Regions from separate parts of the Homo sapiens genome. Here regions 2 and 3 are each linked to region 1. A link is a loop called in an ENCODE intact Hi-C map of the cell type or tissue named here. Cell type or tissue: Caco-2. All regions are shown on one strand. Region 1 overlaps MCF2L2 (MCF.2 cell line derived transforming sequence-like 2). Region 2 overlaps YEATS2 (YEATS domain containing 2). Region 3 overlaps ATP11B (ATPase phospholipid transporting 11B (putative)).

Region 1 (8,000 bases):
TAACAGCTTTCATCTAATAATATTCTTCCTCTTTGCAGTTTCACAACTATGGGAAGTTTCAGAGAAATGTGCATTCAGAGAATTTGCGTCTTTGAAAAGCTAAATTAAGATGCATTATAACACTGTAGTAATTGCATAATCAACATTTGCTGAGGGACTGGCTAAAACATTTCAAGGAACTGAAATACCCTAAAATATTCACTAGAATGTGATTATGCCATTTAATTTCACCTTTTATTATTATTATTATTATTATTATTAGATGGAATCTCGCTCTGTCACCCAGGCTAGACTGCAGTGGTGTGATCTCCGCTCACTGCAACCTCCGCCTCCCAGGTTCAAGCAATTATTGTGCCTCAGCCTACCGAGTAGCTGGGATTACAGGCACATGCCACCACGCCCAGCTAATTTTTGTATTTTTAGTAGAGACGGGGTTTCACCATGTTGGCCAGGCTGGTCTCGAACTCCTGACCTCAACTGATCCGTCTGCCTCGGCCTCCCTAAGTGCTGGGATTACAGGCGTTGAGCCACCACACCCGGCCAATTTTACCTTTTTATAGTTGACTGTATTAAAGCCATCCTCACCTAAATGAAAAAAGGTGAAGTTTTCTTCTACCTTGGTTACTACCAATACTGAACAGCAGAGAGGCCCTAAGGTTAACTGTGCACACCCACCTACTGTTGAATATTAGTCTTAAGAGGCAGAAGCATCAAGGAAACAGAGCTGGACTTAACTGTGGGGCAACCTACAACATGGCATCTAGTGCCACCTTCTGAGGAAACGCGGTAATGCAATAGGAAGAAAGAATAATTATTCCAAAGTCCAGTGCATTCCTTGAATGCAAGGAATACAAACAACCCCAAATTATTTGGTACTAAGTAAAATGATAACTTAAAATAAACTTTACTCCTCCTACTATGATTTTGTACCTTTTCATTAAGTGAAAGACAAATAGTTTTAGTGCAGAAAACATTAAGCGCTTGGGGTACATAAGGTGATTGCTGAAAGGGCCCTGGTGATAGCTGGCATGAAGGCTTCATGCACAGGTGAATTGAGAATACAGGAAATCCTACAGGAAGATGGCAAAGACCAATGATGGGGAAGGTTGCAAAGCATCTTCCTACTGCTCTTTGCCTTCCAGTATCTATTTTCCCTTTCTCCTCTACACAAGGTTTTAACTGGGGAAATGGCAGAACCATTCCCTGGTAAGCACTTTGGAAATCTCAGGGCCTAGGATACTAAATGACCCATTCTCCATAATAAAACAAAGAATTGCCCCACATGCTACGTGACTTCCAAATGTCTTACCAGAGGCTTAATTTAAGTGAAAAATCCATTTAAAATGCTCTGAACCTAGACTCTGTTTTTACAAATAATCATAAAGAATTTTTATATTTATTTATTTATTTTATTTATTTATTTATTTATTTTTTGAGATGGAGTTTCACTCTTGTTGCCCAGGCTGGAGTGCAATGGCACGATCTCGGCTCACCACAACCTCCGCCTCTCGGGTTCAAGCGATTCTCCTGCCTCAGCCTCCCAAGTAGCTGAGATTACAGGTATGCACCACCACACCCGGCTAATTTTGTATTTTTAGTAGAGATGGGGTTTCTCCGTGTTGGTCAGGCTGGTCTCTTAACTCCCGACCTCAGGTGATCCGCCCACCTCGGCCTCCCAAAGTGCTGGGATTGATTACAGGCGTAAGCCACCATGCCCGGCCAAGAGGTTTTTTTTTAATCTTAATAAAGTCACTCCAGGTATCTGATCACCCCACCACATCCCAGCATTTGCACCCATCACATTTTTGGTGACTCCAAATTGAGGGGCAAGCACCTCTTTCATTATTCTCATGTAGCTAGACATGCATGTGGAAATACATACTATTGAAAGATATGTTACTTTACTATAATTAGTTTCCTTTGATTCCTCCTTTACAGTTCCTTATATTTTATTTTTTAATTTTTAAAAATATGTGCATAGGTAGGTGTGGCTGTTCACCTAAGTTTTCCCTTCCTGGGCATATAGCTACACTACATTTCCCAGCTTCCCTTGCTGTTAAGTTTGTTCAAATGACTGTGACAAGTTCAAGTCAATGGAATGTGCTGTATGCTATCTCTGAGCTGAGAATTTTAAGAAGCACTATGCTCCTTCCATGTTCTCTTAGCCTGTCTGCTCCCCAGACACGCATAACAACAATAAGAACCAGAAACTCAAAGGAGCCTTCATTCCTGAACCTCCACATGGAGAAAAGTTGTCTGCTGACCAGGAACATACATGCAGAACTGGTAAAAGAGTAAGAACTTAATTTCTGTTATGTGTGTTTTGAAACCGCCTTTTCAAAATCATGACTGAGACAGTGAAAGGGATCTAACTTAACCCACTCCATCTTGCTTCTAACATCCAAGCTCTCCTTGTTCATTCCTGGGCGTAGGCTGAACTAACTTTGGGAGAAATTTAGTTTAGTTTAAACAAACATGGTAACAGCCCTTTCCTAAAGCAGACCTCCATCTTGCCTGGGGATTAGATTGCCTTTGTAGGACTAATATTAGCCACAAGATTAGAAATGATGGTTTAGGAGTCATGCAGCTGGAGGCTGCAAGGTCCTGACCCTCCCTAAACTGCTCCTAAGATCAGTGCTTGAGATATTTTGCAAACCCTGCACTTGATGGATCAGCTGGCACCATCCAGATCAATAAATGGGTTTACCTGATCTGTGGCCCCCCGCCCAGGAACTGACTAAGCACAAGAAGACAGGTCCGACTCCCTGTGATTTCATCTCTGGCCAATCAGCACTCCTGGCTCACTGGCTTCCCCCCACCCACCAAGTTATCCTTAAAAACTCTGTTCCCTGAATGCTTGGTGAGACTGATTTGAGTAATAACAAACCTCCAGTATCCCACACAACCGGCTCTGCATGAATTACTCTTTCTCTATTGTAATTCCCCTGGTTCTGTCTGGGCAGCAGGCAAGGTGAACCCCTAGGGTGGTTACAGTTGGAGCTCTATACTCTTTGGAGTATATTCGTTGTAGTTGTTGAGCCCACCCTTGCAGATATAGTATCTATAAATTTTATGTTAGGATGGCAGAGGGCAATACAAATCATTTGTTATAAAAAGGAGATATTCAGTCAAACATGACTGAGAACCTTCCCTCTCACCTGCACTACCGAATCCAACAGCCACTAGACACATGTGATTATTAAGCACTTGAAATGGAACCAGTCCAAATTGAGATATGCTGTAAGTATAAAACACAAACTAGATTTCAAAGACTTAGAATAAAAAAGGTAAAATCCCAAAAATGTTGAATATCGAGTACATGTGGAAATATTATTTTAGATATGGGTAAATTTAAAATATATAATTAAAATTCATTGTATCTGTTTATTTTAACCTTTTTAATATGGTTACCATAAAATTTTAAAGTACATGTGTGGCCCACACTGTATTTCTATTAAACAGTCCTGCTCTAGATGTCGCCCCTTGGTTCTCACCTCCCAGGTTTCAGGTCACTAGCTCCATATGTAAGCTAGGAGTTGGGGCTCCGATCTCTTCCTTGGTTTGACATTTTCCATTGTTTCAGTTAGGAGCCTCCCACTCACCCCTGGGAGCCCTACCCTCCACCAAACCTGGGCTTCATTGGTGTGTATGAGGTGAAACTGGGGACTCTACAAGCCTAAGAGTATTGAGCAGTTGATTTCTTCATCAATTATTTTCAAAAGGATTCAAGCTGCCACAAGAGACAGGCAGAGAAAGGGAGCAAAGAGGGAGAGAAAGTGAAAGAGAGAGATTCAGTTCACAATAATTCCAAGTGGGAAACAACCATCAAGATAAATATAAAAGGACAATTCCTTATAATTAAAGGAAAGGAGCTGTGGCAAACGTTGATTGATGGCTAATTCACTCCCAGTCCCCTTTTCCCTGACCACCGTCTCCTGTGGCAGTTAGAAAGCTAAATGCTTGCCTTCTGAGATTCTCTTGCTGCCAGGGAATGGCTGTGTGACAGAATTCTGGAATGAGACATAAGCAGAAGGCAGCCAAGAGTTTCTACAAACAGAACCAAAGAAGCCAGCATTTTCCTTCTCCTTCTTCCTGCTTTGGACACTGACCTAATGTCTGGAATTGCAGCAGCCACCTTGAATCAAGAGTTGACAAATAAGAAGAAAACATCAAGAGAATCATAAAGATGTCAGCCTTAATGTCATTGAGCCACTGATCCAATACCAAGAGTTTCTATCGTCAGACCTCGTTATGCAATTTAAAAAACAAACCAACAAGTCTCAGAGGCTAAGTTCCCTTGTAGTCAGATACCATGCTGAGTGAAACTTTTCTTCTTACAGATGAAAAACTGGGGTTTGGAGCCACCTACTGGTTGTGTTGGAATGTGAACCCAGAATTGTCTGGGTCCAAAGCCCAGAGTGTTTCCACCACACTAACCTGCTTATACTCTCTTGTTTCCTAGCTAAGCCCTGAATTTAGAAATATCCCAAGTTCACTGTGAACATGCAGGTGTCTTCCAACGTCAGAGCTACCAGAGGCCCCAGCCCTGGTCAATATCCAATTCCCGCTGGTGGCCCTGCTCACAGGCTTCGCATCCAGAGGCCGCAAACCATCGGGCCACAAATCTGGGTCAGGCTTCATGTAATGAGCCTCTGCTCTTCTACCAGCCGTGGGAACACATGCACAGTTCAGCAGACCAGGCAGCTAGGGCTGCATTGAGGGAAAGGCTCTATCCTCTCCTTCACAGCCTTCCCGGTTGACAGGGTCTCTGGCTCCTTCCAGAGATCAGTGAAATTGGTAGAAAATTTTGTAGGGAAAATCTTTACCTTACTTGCCTGAATCAGGAAAAGGAAGCTGCTATGAGTTGAGGCTGAGGCTGCAGCTCTTAGGCTACCACAGCCATGGGAAAAGACCTAATTAGAGAGATTTCTGTTTTACAGCAACAACTATACAGGCCCCCACAACAGCCTCCTTGCTGACACTTGCTGTTTCTGCCAGAATAAGAGAGATGGTTAAAGATGAAAAGCAGGCCTCTGATTCCAAACAAAGTGCTGACTCAGAGAGACCCACGGCTGCCGCTATTCTTGCAGACTTGCAAGGCTGTAATTACTATCACAGCGAATCCATGCTTCTGCTTCATAAGAAAGGCAAATTTGGGCCAGACACTCTGGCTCACGCCTGTAATCCCAGCACTTTGGAAGACTGAGATGGAAAGACTGTTTGAGCCCAGGAGTTCCAGACCAGCCTGGGCAACATGGCAAAACCCCATCTCTACAAAAAATTTAAAAATTTTGGGCATGATGGTGTGCGCCAATGCCTGCCTGTAGTCTCAGTTAACTCAGGAGGCTGAGGTAGGAGGATCACTTGAGCCTGGGAGGTCAAGGCTGCAGTGAGCCAAGACGGTGCCACTGCACCCCAGCCTGGGCAACATAGCGACACCATGTCTCAAAAAAAAAAAAAAAGCAAAGAAAAAAAGAAGACAAACTTAAATGACAAAAGGAACTCAGAAATGAAGGGTTATCTTTATTATGGTCAAAGTACCTTCCTAAAGCAGAAGTGTCTTCTGCGCCCAGTGTGTGTTTCCACAGTTCTCTGTTCTACGTTAGGGAGTGACAATTATCTCTATTCCTGACTCAATGGTGGCATTGTATACCATATTTATTGTGAGCATGACATTGGTTCCTTATAAAAATTATCTTACTTGTAATAGAACCCCAAAATAAACATTTTATAGAACTATAAAAAGATATCAGAAAAAAAGAGAAACACTTATTCAGCAGTTGCAATACTAAGTGTTTTTCATACATTATGTCATTTAATCCTCAAAATTACTGGCTGGGTGTGGTGGCTCATGCCTGTAATCCCAGCACTTTAGGAGGCTGAGGCAGGTGGATCACCTGAGGTCAGGAGTTCGAGACCAGCCTGGCCAACATGGTGAAAGCCCATCTCTACAAAAACACAAAAATTAGCCGGGCATGATGGCGGGTGCCTATAATCCCAGCTACTCAGGAGGCTGAGGCAGGATAATCACTCGAACCTGGGAGGTGGAGGTTGCAGTGAGTTGAGATCGTGCTATTGCACGCCAGCCTGGATGACAGAGCAAGACTCCATCTCAAAAAAAAAAAAAAAAAAAAAAAGAAGTTACAATAACCCCATCATACAGATGAGGAAACTGAGGTTTAGAGAAGTAAGTTGCCCAAGGTGATGCTGCTAGTAAGTACAGAATCCAAATTCATATCTGGAGCTGTCTGATACCAGTTCATGTTTTTTTCTATATTGCCTCTAAGTCATAAGAACAGAAAGAAAGGCCTCAATAATACTCAAAGGAGATAAATTTGGATCATAAATGTATTAATTAATCTGTCACTAGACTGATTCCTGAGATGAGCCATTGTGTAATTATATAAGCCAGAATCATGCATTGAGGCCTCAGAGCTTTAGTCTAAGGCTCTAGGAATCTACCTGACCCCAGCCCACCCTGTCATCCATTCCAGACCTTGAGCTGCATGGTGGTCTCGGGGCCTTCTGTGGTAGGGCAACAGTTTCCAGGAACCCAGAGAACAGACCCCATTCTGCCTTTTGTCTTGCGCAAGCCCAGACTCACAGTGGGAAGCCATGAGACTGTGCCTTCAGGAGGCTGGTTAGGTCCTCCCACAGGGGCCAATGGTGCCTAACTAGGCATCTGGGGAGCAGGGAGACCACCGGCCTCGCAGAATAGACCACAGGGACTTGGATATTTTTGTACTGAGCACCTTTTATGTTCCAGTCTCTGATCTAAGCATTGGCAATACAGACAGAAAGAAGAAAAAGGAGGACCCTGTATTTATGGAGCTTTCAGTGACTATGTGCGCAGTGACTGATATGGCGGAAAGACCAGAGAATTCCCCCAGAATGTCCTGGATTGTGTAAGATGTGGTCACCCAGGAGGCAATGCTGGGGTGGGGAGAAATATCCCAATAATAACTGAGTTCGCATCTCCTTCAAATCAGTGGGATGAGGAGCTTGGAGCAGATTAAATGTGATTTGGAGAAAAGAAAGAGATGTGACTTTTTTTTTAATATCCCATGTTGTAGAATAAAATTCACACCAACTACATATTCTCTCTGTGATGTAACTAAGATGGCTTTGTTGTTTTTTTCAGAACAGATGTAAAAGTTGAAAAGAGTAACTTGCCACTTTATCCCTCCATGTTATATACTAAGGATATCTAATGTCACCACTTCATTCTCCTAAGTTGGGTCTAACCATAATTTGGGGTTTGGCATGTACTTCTAGTTTTAGTAATTAAAGTCATGTCACCTTTGGCTGAGCGAATAAGAAAGAACAGTATTCAAGTCATGACAACCTTTCAGGGTTGTGTCTAGGCTCAAAAAATGCTAGACTTTTAGTCAGAACAGCCTCTCTTCATTCCCAATCAAATGCTTGATGGAAATCCCTTAAATGAGCTAAGAGTAAAAGACAATTCTCCCAGAGAACAAACAACCTCAGCAACGCTCGGGAACCCTTAGAACTAAGACCTTTGTAAGGCTGAATCTTGGAAGAACATCCAAAGGAACATTGGAAGAACATCATGGTGGCAGCTGATGTCAGTAGTTGTCTCTTTTTCTTTCCTCAAAATCTTTTCAGCTCTGTTATTTACAACCACAAAGAAATGTGCTCCTTTGGGAAAGATCAGATTGCACCAAACAGCAAAGGGAATAATATGTATGAGATCCCACCCTCTTCTGGCAGGATAGGCCTCAGCCTGTTCTAGTCCCGGGTGAAGCCTAAGGGGTGAGTGAGATTTGAGTATAACATTCCTCAAGGTTCAAGAGGCTGGACCTTCCCATCAAGACCCCCCCATCAAAATCTGGAAATGCAAATGAATGTGCCCCTTACCTGAAAGAATGGCAAATTGTCTGTGAAGTTGTTCTATTATCTCCACCGCCATCAGGGGTCTGACTTCCTGCTGCATAATTTCATCTGCACAAATGAAATACAAAGTGGGTTAGTTAAACATG
Region 2 (8,000 bases), 380 kb after region 1:
ACCGAGCGTGGTGGGTGGCATGCACCTGTAATCCCAGCTACTTGGGAGGCTGAGGCAGGAGAATCACTTGAACCCAGGAGGCGGAGGTTGCAGTGAGCCAAGACTGTGCCACTGCATTTCAGCCTGGGTGACAGAGGGAGACTGTCTCAAAAACAAAAAAACAAAAAACAATGGCTGGGCACGGTGGCTCACGCCCGTAATCCCAGCACTTTGAGAGGCTGAGGCGTGCGTTATCACCTGAGGTCAGATGTTGAAGACCAGCCTGGTCAACTTGGTGAAACTGTCTCTACCAAAAATACAAGAATTAGGTGGACATGGTGTCGGGCTCCTGTAATCTCAACTAGTCAGGAGGCTGAGGCAGGAGAATGGCTTGAACACAGGAGGTGGAAGTTGCAGTGAGCTGAGATCGCACCATTGCACTCCAGCCTGGGCAACGAGTGAAACTCTGTTTAAAAAAAAAAAAAAAAAAAAAAAAGATATCATATAGATGTTTTTCAGCTTGAAACCCAGCCTACCTATCTAAGGAGAATGAATTGTTTTAAGAATAGCCCAAAATCGAAAAAGATTTTAGCTATCAGATAGAGATTAGGATCAACTTAAAAATTCATAGAGCTTGTCGCAGTGGCTCACGCCTATAATTCCAGCACTTTGGGAGGTCAAGGCGGGTGGATCGCCTGAGGTCAGGAGTTCGAGATCAGGCCAACATAGTGAAACCCCGTCTATACTAAAAATACAAAAAATTATTTGGGCGTGGTGGCGGGCGCCTGTAATCCCAGCTACTCGGGAGGCTGAGGCAGGAGAAACGCTTGACCCCGGCAGGCAGAGGTTGCAGTGAGACGAGATCTTGCTATTGCACTCCAGCCTGGGCAACAAGAGCAAAACTCCATCTCAAAAAAATAAAATAAAATTCGTGGTGTTATCGGTGGTTCTAAAATCTGTTAAGTTTATTAACGACTTTCTCAGACTTACCTGGTTATAAGAATCATCTGCTGATAGCTACCTAGGCCACCATCTCAAACTTACTGCATCGGATTCTTCTTGAGATCCCTGGGAATCTGGGTTTTTAATAAGTGTTTCTGCTGATTCATCTACTTAGGCAGCAGATTTAGGAATCATGGTGCTACAGCATCTCATTTGACTTTGAGGCATTCGTAGCCAGAATGACTAAGACAGGCATCCCCAACTGCTTACTAGTGCTCCCACTGTGGTTCTGGCTTCAGGGGTAAGAATTCTGCCAAAATCCCTTAGTAAATCAGTTATTGTCATCTGAACTTCCTACTCAGGCTTGTCGTATATGTACCTCAAAATCTGTTTTGCTTCACATAGGGATATGTGGCTTTACTGATTTCTGCTTTGAATCAACTTAGCATTGCTGTTTATGTTAGAAGCTCTTGGATAAGTTCGTTTCCATTTTTTGCCGCTTTGCATATTGCCAATCCACTCCTCCAGTGATGCTGAACAACTGTACTGACTTGTCACATGGCCACCTACTTAATGGTAAATGTAAGGTTGGAGGAGATAGGTGGGTCTGTGCCACAATGCCCTAAATATGGTTTAAGGGCATCTGAAAAGAAAAACCACAGCAAAGTGTGAAGGAACTGCAGAGAAGCAGTAGTGCGTGAGATGATACCACTGTTTACCCAGGAAATGGAATCCATGATTAGCAGTTGAGATAAGGAGCTGTCTGTGAGTACAGACTGTTCCTGGTTATTGCTGAAGTGCATTCCTAGAAACTATGCCAGAGAACAGGCTGGGTGTGTGGTTCATGCTTGTAATTCCAGCACTTTAGGAGGCTGAGGTGGGCAGATCACCTGAGGTCAGGAGTTCGAGACCAGCCTGGCCAACATGGTGAAACCCTGTCTCTACTAAAAATACAAAAATTAGCCAGACATGGTGGTGTGCACCTGTAATCCCAGCTACTTGGGAGGCTGAGGCAGGAGAATTGTTTGAACCTGGGAGGTCAAGGTTGCAGTGAACTGAGATGACGCCACTGTACTCCAGCCTGGGAGATAGAGCAAGACTCTGTCTAAAAAAAAAAAAAAAGATATGCCAGGAAACAGGAGGGTGGCAAAAAATGGCACTGTTTTACCCTCCATACAACTTTGGGACAACAGAAACACAGCTGATCTTTTTCCTCAAAGTGGGAAGAGGTGCTGCCTTTGACATGAAAAGGGACAACTGAGGAATAAGTAGTTCCATATGGGAAGGAAGCAGTGTGTTAAAGTAGAAGGAGCATGAGCTTTGCAGTTAGAGCTTGTTGCAAATCTCAGATCTCAGCCACTCATTACTGGTGTAACCTGTGCAGGTTCTGAGCCCTGGTCTTTCAGGGTTGTAGAAGAATTAGAGATTGTATATGAAGGACCTACCTAGCACAGAGCAAGTGCTCAGTAAATAGTAACTAATGTGAGTATCAGGCATATCCATGCCTAAGTACCATTGTAATGGTTATCAGTGAGCACTTAACTTGTAAACAGCCATATTTTTTAATATCTGGAGGGAAAATCTCAGATACAGACTCTTCCCCTTCAGTTTGCTGAAGTAAATTCTGACTTGCCACAGGTATGTGTAGGAAACAGGGAGGGCAGAAATAGAAACATTTAATCAAAGCATGAATCGAAGTTAAGTGTATAACAAATACAAAACAATGGGTGTCTGCTTTCTCAAGCTAGCAGGAAATTAGCAACAGAGAGAGAATTATTGAATGGGAAGAGAATGAGGAAAGTCAGTAGGTGAGTTCAGGCTCTAGGCCGAAATACGTTGTGGTTTTTTGGTGGTTGTTGCTCTTGTGGGTTTTTTTGTTTTGTTTTGTTTTATGATCATAACTCACTGTAGTCTCAGCCTCCCTGGGCTCCAGCAATCCCACCTCAGTCTCCCAGGACTACAGGTGATACCACCACACCCAATTAGGTTTTTTGTTTTGTTTTGTTTTCTGTATTTTGTAGAGACTGGTTTTCACTATGTTGCCCAGGCTGGTCTTGAACTCCTGGGCTCAAGCAGTCTGCCTGCCTCAGCCTCCCAAAGTGTTGGGGTTATAAGCATGAGCCACTGTGCCTGGCCAAAGTATGTTGTTTTAAAAAAATAACAAACTAATTTTGGGTAATACAGTCTTATTTAAGAGGTCTTACACCTTCTTAGTGGTGTCCATAATCAGCTGCAGAGTTTTTCCCAACAGAATGCAGATTTCCTCATTCTCCTGTTTTCCAGAAGGAAGGTAGGGAGGTAGTGACAGTCATCTCCCAGGCGGTGTGCACAAGGTGGGTAAGCTCTGCTGGTAAAGACTGCCCTCCAGTGGCTGACTTGGGATACCAGGTTTTTGTTTCTGTTTTGAGACAGCGTCTAGCTCCGTTGCCCAGGCTGGAGTGCAGTGGTGCAGTCTTGACTCACTGCAACCTCTGTCTCCTGGGCTCAAGCTATACTCCTACTTCAGCCTTAGCTGGGATCGCAGGCCCACACCACCACGCCCAGCTAATTTTTTTTTTTTGAGCTGGAGTCTTGCACTGTCGCCCAGGCTGGAGAGCAGTGGCGCCATCTCGGCTCACTACAACCTCCGCCTCTTGGGTTCAAGTGATTCTCTTGACTCAGCCTCCCAAGTAGCTGGGATTACAGGCACCCACCACCATGCCTAGCTAATTTTTTTGTATTTTTAGTAGAGACAGGGTTTCACTATGTTGGCCACACTGGTCTCAAACTTCTGACCTTGTGATCTGCCCGCCTTGGCCTCCTGAAGTGCTAGGATTACAGGTGTGAGCCATTGTGCCCGGCCATTTTTTTTATTTTTTAATAGAGACGGGGTTTTACCATGTTCATCACGCTGGTCTCAAACTCCTGACCTCTAATGATCCGCCCACCTCGGCCTCCCAAAGTGCTGGGATTACAGGCATGAGCCACCACGCCCGGCAGGATACCAGGTTTTACTGGGTTCTTGGAGAAATTACGTGTCATATCCTGAAAACTCTGAAGCACTTGGCACAAGAAAGGAAAAGCAAGTCAGGTGCATGTAATGTGGGGAAAGAAATTGAAGTAGGTCTAAAAATGTGTGTATTGTTTTCCCTAAGTTATTTGCTTTCTTTGTTTAGGAACATAAAAGTAGATTCTGTGTAATTTAACTTGTGAAATAGGTTATTTGATATGTTTGGGAGGTTTGAAGACTGCTATCTTAGTTAAGAGAAAAGTTCAACTACTGCAACAGAGAAATCTGAACACCAGAACTTTAAGTAAGTTTATTTCTCATACAGTCATCGAGAATCTAGATCCCTGGCTTTCCTTTTTTTGCTCTGACATTCTCAAAATTTGGCTTTCGGCTTGTGGACTAAGAAAACACTTCATCTCATACCTCCACGTTCACGCTTCTTGCCAAGAGGAAGGGAGCAGGGGGAGGGAGAGCTGAGGGCAGACAGAGCCCGAAAGTCGCTCTCACTTCTGCACACATCCCGTTAGCCAGAAAGCAAATGGCCACGCCTAGGTCTGGGAGGGCTGGGAAATAGAGTTGTGATTCCATGTGGCCATTGCCCCAGCTGAAAACTGGGGGCTCTGTTACTATGAGAGGAGAAGGAAATAATAGATATTGGGGTTCAACTAGCAGTTTCTGCCACACTCCCAAAAAGTTTTGCTACATTAAGAAGGGTTTTTTTTTTCTTTCATAAATATACAGAAAAGTTCTTGATCAGTAAGAAGGGTTTCCGTATTTCCACATCACTGGGAGGATGACCCTGCCCTGCTCTGTGGCTACAGAAACTCTACAGGTCCCCTGCAGAATGAAGTTCATGCAGTTAGAACACAGATGAAGGCCAGGTGCCTGTAATCTCAGCACTTTGGGAGGCCGAGACAGGTAGATCGCCTGAGGTCGGGAGTTCAAGATCAGCCTGACCAGCATGGAGAAACCCCGTCTCTACTAAAAATACAAAATTAGCCAGGTGTGGTGGCGTGTGCCCATAATCCCAGCTACTCAGGAGGCAAAGGCAGGAGAATTGCTTGAACCCAGGAGGCGGAGGTTGCGGTGAGCTGAGATCGTGCCACCGCACTCCAGCCTGGGCAACAAGAGCAAAACTCCGTCTCAAAAAACAACAACAAAACAGAGATGTAGATGTGGGTAATAAGGGGTATTTCAACCAAACCAGGAGAGCCGGGGGTGATTTCTTGTCTTCATTCTAGGTTAACTTGCTTTTTAAAATTGGTTCTTTTATTCTGTTTCTTCTTTTCTTCTCTCCTTAAACATACAGAAAAGTAGGGAGAAGAGTGTGATGAATCCCACATGCCTATTACCCAGTTTTAACAATTACCAGCATTTTACTCATCTTAATTTATCTCCCTGGAATATTTTAAAGTAGCAGGCGGATCCCCATGTTGTATAATTCACTCAAGATTAATTTGTTTCACCTGCTGAATCCAGAGGTTAAGATCAAGGTCTCTGCCTTGGCCGAATGCGGAAGACAGCCACAAATGTCTGTCCTTTGGCTGTCCTTTGCTGGTCTCCACATCCCCTTGTGGATTATTATTCTTCAGTTGAAGTGTTGTGATGAGCAGCAACAGCTGTCATGTTAGCTAGGCATCCTATATACTTTTTCTCATTTTGCTTCATGATTCGGAGGGTAAATGTTACCCATATTTTATAGATGAGGGGATTGATGGTAAAACTCAAGAGAGGTTAAATAACTTACCTAGCTACTAACTAAAAATAACTAACCTGGAAAACCAGATCTGTCTGCTTACCGAAACCTGCACTGTTTCCTCTTTGTGACGCTATAGTTTATAATATTTGATTAAGGGACTGTTTTCATTTTATTTATTTATTGTTTAGACAGAGTCTTGCTCTGTCGCCAGGCTAGAGTGCAGTGGCACGATCTCAGCTCACTGCAACCTCCGACTCCCAGGTTCAAGCGATTCTGCTGCCTCAGCCTCCCGAGTAGCTGGGGTGCCCACCACCACGCCCAGCTCATTCCTTGTAATTTTAGTAGAGATGAGGTTTCACCATGTTGGCCAGGACAGTCTCAATCTCTTGACCTTGTGATCCGCCCGCCTCAGCCTCCTAAAGTGCTGGGATTACAGGCGCGAGCCACCATACCCAGCCAAGGGACTGTTTTCTTTATATCAGCTATATTATCCAACTGCATGGTAAATGTATTTTACTGAACTCACAGTCTTTGAACAGAAACCGTGTATGGTATAGTAATATTTTAATTTAAAACTTCTGGCCGGGTGCGGTGGCTCACACCTGTAATCCCAGCACTTTGGGAGGCCGAGGCGGGCGGATCACGAGGTCAGGAGATCAAGACCGTCCTGGCTAACACGGTGAAACCCCGTTTCTACTAAAAATACAAAAAATTAGCTGGGCGTGGTGGCGCCTGTAGTCCCAGCTACTCGGGAGACTGAGGCAGGAGAATGGCATGAACCCGTGAGGCGGAGGTTGCAGTGAGCCGAGATTGCGCCACTTCCTGGGTGACAGAGCGAGACTCCGTCTCAAAAAAAAACAAAAAACAAAAAAACAAAAATTTCCTACTTATCAGTTGAATATGCTTTATCATTTCATTCTACCTTCTAAATAATCTTATTTTAAAATTTAGAAATACTCTAAAATTCCAGTAACATATGTAGAGAATTAAGTAATCAATACCCCCATATCCTCCACCCCAAATTTACTTATTCATGTTTACTTCAGATCTTTTTTCTCCAAATAAAACATTTCTGATAAAGTTGAAGTCCACTTTGTTCTTCCCAGAGGCAACAAGCACTGTCATGGCTTTGATGTGTAGCCTTCCACTCCATGCGCTTATTACATGAATACATAGTCATAGGAAACGTGATGTTGTTTGTGTTTTGAAGGTTTACGTAAAAGATATTCCTACTTACATTTTTCTGCAACTCCCTTTTCGCTTTCTTATTTTTCCAGTCTGTTTACACTAATATATCACTAATATATATAATTCTAGTTCATTTATTTTTAGTATGACCTTTCGTTGTCTGTTTTATGCCACAGTTTGTCCATTCCTCTATCTGTAGACGTTAAGAATGTTGTTGCATGCTGCAGACATTAAGGTTGCTAACAGTTTTTGGTAAAAATAATGCTATGTTGGGCATTGTTGTATATGTTCCCTTGAACGCATGTATGTTTCTCTAGGATATATTCCTAAAAACAATTCCTACTATACGGGGGTATGTGAATTTTCAGTTTTAGCAGATGGGCCAGTGCCTCTCTGGAATGGCTGTCCAAATTTATCTTCCTACCAACAGTGAGCACAAATTCCTATTTTCCCCACAGCCTCTAGTAACTTCTTGGTTTTAAACTCTTTTTCCCCCAATCTGATGGGTGAACAGCACTTCCTATTTTGTCTTTTTTGCCTTAAGAAGGTAGATCATTTGCATTTCTTCCAACCTTGTGGAAGTCTGTTCATCTAGTTTCTGGTGAGAAGTTCTTTTTATGAAATAAGGTGCTGGGAGTGGGAAACACTGCTCCAGTTTGCCATTCATTCAGTGTTTAATTTAACATCCTACTGTTGACTTTGTTTTAAAAACACTCCTGAGTATTTTCTTAAAAGAATTCATTTTACTTTTGGAACTAGATACTTCTAATTTTCATTATTTGGGTACTGGGGTCTTTTTTTTTTTTAATAGTTAAATATTATTCTTGCCTTTTTTTTTTTTTTTTTTTTTTCTTTTCTTAGGGTCTTGCTCTGTCACCCAGGCTGGAGGGCAGTGGTGTGATCACGGCTCAGTGCAGCCTTGAACTCCTAGGCTCAAGGGATCCTCCCCTGCCTCAGCCTCCTGAATAGCTGGGACTACAGATGTGTGCCACTGTACTGGCTAATTTTTTTTTTTTTTTTTTTTTTTTTTTAGACAGAGTCTCACTCTGTCACCCAGGCTGGAGTGCAGTGGCATGATCTTGGCTCACTGCAACCTCCACATCCTAGGTTCAGGGGATTCTCCTACCTCAGCCTCCAGAGTAGCTGGGACTACAGGTGTGTGCCACCATGCCCAGCTAATTTTTGTATTTTTAGTAGAGATTG
Region 3 (8,000 bases), 480 kb before region 1:
TTTTAGTTTCGTTGTTTTCCTTTTTTGTGGTCTTTACATTTTTCATATGTCCATCCCTGAAAATTTTGTCAATCTCTCTTTAGAGTTCCAAAGATAAATCAGACTTCACCTCACATTCTAAGCTGTGAAGATATTCTCACAACCTATTGTCTTACATTCAAGAAAATACTCCTTTTTACTTCTCCTTTTGAAAATGTCATGCTATTTCTGTTATCTCTGAAATCATTTTCCCCCTTGAAGTTGTAGTTGTGTATCATTTACCCATCTTAATATAGTTGGATACTGAATTACTTATCTAAGTCACCTCTTAAGTTGAATGATCAAAGAGTAGGGTGCTTAGACTTAGTACTGAGAAATTTTCTGCTGACTGCTGCTATTCAACAAACTTTCCATTCTTTTCATAAATTTTTTCTTTGAGACAGGGCCTCATTCCATCTCCCAGGCTAGAGTGCAGTGGCACGATCATGGCTCACTGCAGCCTCGACCTCCCGGGCTCAAGCGGTCCTCCCACCCTCGACCCCTCTCCCCCAGTAGCTGGAACTACAGGTGCATCCCACCATGCCCAGGTAGTTTTTTGTATTTTTTGTGGAGACTGGGTCTCGCCGTGTTGCACACACTGGTCTCAAACTCCTGGGCTCAAGCGATCTACCTGCCTCAGCCTCCCAAAGTGCTGGGATATAGGCGTGAACCCCCACACCTGGCTCATAAATTTTCATAGTTGTATCTGTTTTAAAAAAAAAAAAAAGAAGAAGAAGAAGAAGGCCGGGCATGGTGGCTCACGCCTGTAATCCCAGCACTTTGGGAGGCTGAGGCGGGTGGATCATGAGGTCAGGAGACCGAGACCATCCTGGCTGACACGGTGAAACCCCGTCTCTACTAAAAATACAAAAGCAAAAATTAACTAGGTGTGGTGGCGGATGCCTGCAGTCCCAGCTACTCGGGAGGCTGAGGCAGGAGAATGGCATAAACCTGGGAGGCGGAGCTTGCATTGAGCTGAGATGGCACCACTGCACTCCAGCCTGAGCGACAGAGTGAGACTCCGTCTCAAAAAAAAAAAAAAAGAAAGAAAGAAGAATTGATGAGAGCTTGATTTTCTCTTCTCTCGAGGAATAACCCTGACAACCATTTCGAGACCTAATAGGGATATGCAGAATATTTGGATTGGTAGTAATGATGGAGGATAAAATTTCCTGCCACTAATAATTGTATTATTTGGACTAATTGCTATTTTATTTATTGTAATTACTAGTCAAGAAAGTGCTGTTGTCTCATATGGGAGAAGCAGTGATGAAACTTTGTAACAAAGCCACTTGAAAATTGTAAATCTTTTAACCACACTATAAATCAGACCCTGGAACAGGTAGAATAATTTGAAGAATCTGGACTATTCTATAAGATACAGTTTTAAATTAGATTAGTGGATTACCCTAAATGAAAAATTAATCAACTCTGTTATTAAATATCATCAGTTGAAAAGATATTCAAAAGAATCCTGAATTTTTGTGTGTTTTGGTATGCTTCATATGATTATATTTACAGTATATTTCTGTTGCATTGTGCCTTGCTATAGAAAGATGTTTAGGCTTTTTTAATAGGCTCTGATTGAGCGCCAAAGAAAGCTCATGTGAAGAGCTTGCTGCTGCCTAGGATTTATGTTATGCCTTGGATAGTCTACAAAGCAGATAATCTCCTAAGACCTGACTAAAACTATAAAATTGTGTCCTCTGTAATAAAAGGTCCCCACACATTTAAGTTCTAGTGGATATTTCATATGATGTGGATCTGGTACTGCTTTGCTTTAATATGTCCATTAAATGTACAGTACAGCTGAGAATTGGGTTCTTAGAATGTTCCCATTAAATAACAGGAGCCTTATTATGGTGACTTTTGCCAAGGAATGATAAGTGAATTCTCTCTTACAGCCTGTGACATTAATTTACCGTCTGCATTAAATTTGGGGATTTTATCATTTTTCACAGGTATTAATTTCTTCCTCACCTAAATTACAAATTCCTAGTCATATGTTGTTATTTATGTAACCAGTAGAATACATTAAAACAAAAGGCCCTTAGTCCTCTTTCAAACTAAGAATAAGCCAGATTATTAAAATAAATTTACCGAATCAATATAATTCTCATATTATTATTTTCTTTTTTTTTTTTTTTTTTTTTTTTTGAGCTAGACATAGGGTCTCACTCTGCTGCCCAGGCTGGAGTGCAGAAGCACCATCTTGGCTCAATGCGACCTCCACCTCCTGGGTTCAAGCAGTTCTCCTGCCTCAGCCTACAGACGGGCTGGGACTACACACGCAGCTAATTTTTGTATATTCAGTAGAGACAGGGTTTCGCGTTGTTGGCCAGGCTGTTCTCAAACTCCTGGCCTCAAGTGATTCACCTTCCTTGCCTCCCAAAGGTCTGGGATTACAGAAGTAAGCCACCGCACCTGGCCCATATTCTTAGGTATGTAATACATACAGAAATCTCCTTCTCTTAAGAAATCCCTAAAAGACAGTATGGAAGTATTTTATAACAATCTTTCTAAGTTGTTTATTTTACTTAGAGGGAAGGAGAGAGGAAAGGGAGTTTAGAAGAGTGAATATGAGCTTGAAGAATGTTTTGGAGAAACAGGCCTTGAGTAAGATATACCAGTTACCCAGATTTCATCACTACCTGGCTATCTCCATTGCAGTTCTGAATTATGAGATGAAGCTCATTACTTGTTTTAGAGATTTTATGATTCTTAATCAGATTTGAAAATCAGTAACATTTGATGACTTGATTTTACATTAAAAAGAAAAACATTTCCTTAAACACAAACCTCTTCTTTTTTCATTTTTGTTTTTAAAATTAGAGTTTAAGCCTTCTTTCCAAATAACTCCTTGAAGGCCATGCAAGGTGCTCACTTTGATTATCCAGTATATAGAACACCTTTAAGGGCAAAAGACCTAGCATGGTTAATTGTTTGACAGTTATTATCTAAACTTTAAAAAACAAAAACCTTTATTTGATTTGATAGAATGTCATAGGTGTGACTAAAAAATGTTAGAAATGTGAGACATTTTTCTAAAATTTATAAGATTTAAGGAAGGTTGTAAGGTTTCAGGAAAATATTTTGTATAAGCAATAAGAAATGTCTTAGTGTTTATTGTCATTGACATGAAAATAATGGAAATAAAAGCAGTGAGCCAGAATTTATTTCAAAAGGCAATTTCTGTGAAGATGAGCATTTTTATTATCTGTGCATAGTCATGTTGAATAGACATAGTTGTTTTGCTTGACAGCCTTTCTAGCACTAAATTATGTGGTCATTCCTGGGAGCAAGTGTGGTGGAAAGTGAGGCTTACCAATCACAACTTCTAGTAAATTAAAAGTTACCTCTTGGTACCACTAGGTGGGGTCTCACTCCCATTACTATGCTTTTTTTTTCTTTTCTATTATTTAAAAGTGGTCTCCCAAAACATGTAATGATTTCCCCCAAAAATGTAATGATTTCCTCTCCTTACTTTGAATGAAATGGGCTCTAAATGCTCCACTCCCATTCTCCTCACCCAATTATACTGGCAACTATGTCTATACAGGTACTCTGGCCCGAGCTCCCAGTTCCTGAATATTGAGATCAAAGATGTATATATGGGAAAGTAGTAGAGCTTGGAGGTTTGCTAGAGAACAGTATAGCATTTTCTATAGATAGCTTTACAGAAACACAGCCAACATTCAGCATTTTAAAAGCAGCTGAGGCTGGCCACGGTGGCTCATGCTTATAATCCTAGCACTTTGGGAGGCTGAGGTGGGCGGATTGTCTGAGCTCAGAAGATTGAGACCAGCCTGGGCAACATGGTGAAACTTCATCTCTACTAAAATGCAAAAAATTAGCTGGGCGTGGTGGTGTGTGCCTGTAGTCCCAGCTACTCAGGAGGCTGAGTCATGAGAATTGCTTGAACCCAGGAGGCGGAGGTTGCAGTGAACCAAGATCACACCACTGCACTCCAGCCTCCAGCCTGGGCAACAGAGTGAGACTCGGCCTCCAGAAAAAAAAAAAAAAAAAAAAAAGCAGCTGAGTTCTTTTTTTTCTTTAGAGAAAAAAGGAAACATATACATACAAACTATATATTCACATATATATACACTTAGTTCAAAAAGTGATCTGAAGAAGTCATTTCTTAAAATTTTTGACATTTCAAGATGTTTACCTTCTCTGTTGGGATGTCCATATTTTAATAACTGTCCTTCAGTTTTAAAGCAAAGGATGGCCAGGCTCAGTAGCTCACACCTGTAATCCCGGCACTTTGAGAGGCTGAGGTGGGAGGACCACTGGAGGCCAGGAGTTTGAGACCAGCCTGGGCCGTATAGTAAGACCCTGTCTCTACTAAAATTAAAAATTAGCCTGACATGATGACGCACACCTGTAGTAGCTACCCAGGAGGCTGAGGTGGAAGGATTGCTTGAGCCCAGGAGGTTGAGACTGCAGTGAGCTAGGATCGATTGTGCCACTGCACTCCAGCCTGGATGACAGAGCAAGACCCTGTCTCTAAAAATAATAAAAATAAGGTGAAAGGTGATGAATGCAAAGCAAGATGATTACCAGGGTCAGATCCAGACCAAGGCAGTGTCTTGCACATATATGGATACTCAAGCGCTGGCTACCTTCTGGGTGTCATCTCGATGAATTTCTCCCAGTTGATTGAGCACCAGCTTTGAGCAAAGCACATGTTGTTAAACTAAAGTGTCAGACAAGATCCTTGCTCTTTTGAGTTTCTGGTTTAGTTCTCTCCAAGTAAATGTGGTGAAGGACCAGTTTGTTATTTTCTTGTTTTGTTTTAATTTCCAGTTTATCTTGAGCCAGTGCTTTTACAAATACAATAAAAATGAATTATAGGAAAATTAAATCTAAAAGATATATAAAATAAGCCCCAATTTTTAAATTATTGAATTTAACAGTTATAAACATACTTTGTCCAACTGCTGTAAAAATTTCTAAGCTCTTATTCTCACAGATTAGAAATGCTTATTTCTTCATGGGCCAGTAATAGTGTTTATGGATCAGCATTGATCTATGGACCACACTGTGAGTCACAACTGGTCTTTTTGCAAGGGGACAGTACCACTCCCTTACACTTAGGCTAAGCTTCTGCGGAATACACACCACACTGCTGCCCACACATAGCCACTCTTTCTCCTCCTTCAGCCTGGAATATCTTTTCCCCCCCATCTCCTGCTATTGAAATGCCCCCCCCCGCTAAGTCCTTTAAGATGTATTTTAAATGCCACCTTTTTCATCAAATCTTCATGCCCTCCCACCAGTACCACTAACAGCAGCTGGGTTTGAGCTTTCCCTCCTGTTTTCTGAGTAGTCTGCCTCTTATAATCATAAGGCAGGAAGTGCTATGGTAAAGGGGTTTGGGCTCTGCAAGCAAAGAAACCAAGATTCAAGCCCCAGATTAAGTGGGTGACCTTGAACAAATTCTTAACGGTTTCCTCATCTGTAAACTGGGGATGATCATGATGCCTATTCCTAAGGGCTGTTTAAGTTTTCAGTGAGACAATCCATGAGAAGCATCTTACATAGTCACTGGGGCATACGTGGTGAGCACTCCACTAATGTAACTGCTGTTGGTATGTCTTCCTGACTTGTCCTCTCTCCCACCTTCTTCCTTACCTTTAGCTCACCGGATTGAGCACAGGGTTACTATCCCCTGTGGAAAGTGGCACAGTACCTTGCTCAATAAATAGAAGTTTAAGTGCTTGTGCCAATTAAGTGATACAAATAAGCAGTGAAATAGAATCAGAGAAAGAGATGACTCATAGTTGGAGAGGTGAGGGAAGTTAATGGAGACGGTAGGATTTAAGCTGAACGCTGATGTAGGGGTCAGCATTCTGACCCTGATTGATGGCAGGCCCCGACACGTTGCCCACAGGCAGGGAACATTGGTTGGCTGGAGTGGAGACTGCACCAGAGCATTGGGAAGCAGAGCAGGAAAGGCAGCCTGGGGTCAGGCTGTAAAGGGCCTTCAAGGCTTCATGCGGTGTGGGGCTTTATCCTTTGAGCATGTAGGAGCCCTGGAGTCTGGGTTGCTACAAGGGGTAAATTTGAGATTGGGAAAACTGGAGTCCAGGGACCCAAAGAGAATACTGGAAAACTGATGAAATCCTGTTACCTAAACCAGCATTTCCTAAACTGTTCCTCTGAATATGAATGATCCTCCTGGTGTTGCTTAATATTTGCTGGTTGGTGGGTGGGGGTGTATGGTTTCTCCCACTAAGAAAATGAGTGGAGAATTATGATATCTCAGGCTTCCCCCATGGAGATGACCATGTATCCTGACTTCACAGTCCTCTACTTTAAAAGTCTGTTTAGAACTTTGTTAAATTAGTGTTTCCCAAATTTAATTGAACACTGACCCCCTTTTTTTTTTTCATGAAATGTCTGTAAATATCTTACAAAACACAGTTTAAGAAACTGTGCCCTAAACAATTCTAAACCAAGAGTATTGTAACGAAAGAACAAGTCAAGTTTGGCTCTTTCTCAGTGCTTAGCTGATCCTAGGACACTGTCATCAGGCAGTTGCCAGATAAGAACCATGTTGTTTCACACTGTGTGGTGTTGAATCTTCTGAGCATGGATCTTGCAGGACATCAGCAGTTGTTTACATTCAGAATGCCAGGTTTCTGTTCCATCACGTCCGTCTCTTCTGTTCATTGTGAGCATCTCCACAAACATCCTCTGTTGCCTGCACCCAGCACATGGTGATTCCCAACCTTCGTGGAAGTGCAGCCCTGTATTTATTCTCCTTCTCTATCCTCAAAAGATGTGTTACGTAGGATGTTATATATGTAAAAGAAGGTGAATTGAAATAAGGTGTTTTTTTTTTAAAACAACAGCCCTTGAAAAATTTCGGAGCATCTTTGACAAACAAAACCAGGGTTGGGATTCATCGAGCTACGTGGTCATACCATCTTTCCCCCTCATTTTTACTCAGTTAAAATTGTTAGTCGTGTGGAATAAAATTATCTTGCTGGGCTATTTATGCCTGAATCAACATAAATCTTGCATACTTTCAGAAAGTAATTCAGTTTCAAATCTTGATAGTACTACTTATTCACTTGTTTAATAAATTTTAATTTATTAAACTGTCAGCTAACTGTTACAAAGCAGGATGAGCTGATGATGGGATGATTGCCACTTAAAAGTTTTTAGCAATTTATGATAAATGATGCTTTTTTCAAAGATAAGTATGGAGTGGATCTATGTAGAGTGCTTAGAACCTGGCACATAGTAAAGCATACGTAAAGTGTTTGCTGCCATTGTTGTTGTTACTGAACATTGGGGTGAGGTCCTGCCTGATTGTTATTTCCCAGTCTTAAAGATAATTCATACTCCACTTATCTCAATTGTTGGACATTGTTCATTGAAATTGCAGGCTAGACATTTTTAATTGAAATTGCAGGAGCATTTCACCTAAAGAAAAACTCCATGCAGAATTGGAATTCATTACATTCCTGAGTGGTTGATGGAAATCATTTTGACCATAATAAATGATTAAAATGAAACATTAAAAGTAGATTTACATAATATCCAGCTTCTTAATTTATATAATTATTTTACTAGACCTCTAATTTAGGATACAAGGCTTTAAAATAATTTTGGATGGTTATACTCTAGTAAATTAAAGCCTTTCATATGTTTCCCATATTATAGAAAAACATGTAGGTTTATATATGTTACCTTTGATTTGAAAGTGCTTGTTGTAATGTTCTAATGCTTTTCAGAAGTCCATATCTTTAAACAACTGATGTTTTCTGCTTCACCTCCCGCAGCTTACTGAAACAAATGCAGGTATCAAGTGCTTGGACTCCATGTGCTGTTTCCCGGAAGGAGAAGCAGCGTGTGCATCTGTTGGAAGAATGCTGGAACGAGTTATAGGAAGATGTAGTCCAACCCACATCAGCAGGTGTGAAATCTCTCTAAGTAGCCTTTGCTGCAGATGAGTATCCTATCTGGAA

The links. Peaks named below come from ENCODE experiments on the same cell type or tissue, not always from the same donor. Only the 100,000 strongest peaks of a DNase experiment are listed, where the experiment ranks them.
Region 2: a loop joins it to region 1, with 7 times the contacts of the local background. A loop is called at or near these places in 20 of 110 quality-filtered maps.
Region 3: it touches region 1 in a loop (8-fold over the local background); 21 of 110 quality-filtered maps call a loop at or near these places.

What each region holds. Positions count from the first base shown.
Region 1 is chr3:183,381,818-183,389,817 of GRCh38, forward strand. MCF2L2 (MCF.2 cell line derived transforming sequence-like 2) reads right to left here. Exons shown (of 30, transcript NM_015078.4): 2 at 7,879-7,962. Among named protein-coding and RNA genes, the nearest start is that of MCF2L2, 43 kb to the right of the region's middle. In Caco-2, CTCF peaks have their summits at 747 (motif pointing left) and 4,357 (motif pointing left); DNase peaks (open chromatin) are centred at 744 and 4,364.
Region 2 is chr3:183,763,918-183,771,917 of GRCh38, forward strand. All of the region lies in intron 15 of YEATS2 (YEATS domain containing 2), which reads left to right. Among named protein-coding and RNA genes, the nearest start is that of YEATS2-AS1, 43 kb to the right of the region's middle. In Caco-2, a CTCF peak has its summit at 3,300 (motif pointing left); DNase peaks (open chromatin) are centred at 1,734 and 3,284.
Region 3 is chr3:182,906,047-182,914,046 of GRCh38, forward strand. It overlaps ATP11B (ATPase phospholipid transporting 11B (putative)), which reads left to right. Exons shown (of 30, transcript NM_014616.3): 29 at 7,815-7,948. Among named protein-coding and RNA genes, the nearest start is that of DCUN1D1, 70 kb to the right of the region's middle. RefSeq lists a silencer at 7,996-8,000. In Caco-2, CTCF peaks have their summits at 3,432 and 3,633; no DNase peak of the experiment used is centred here.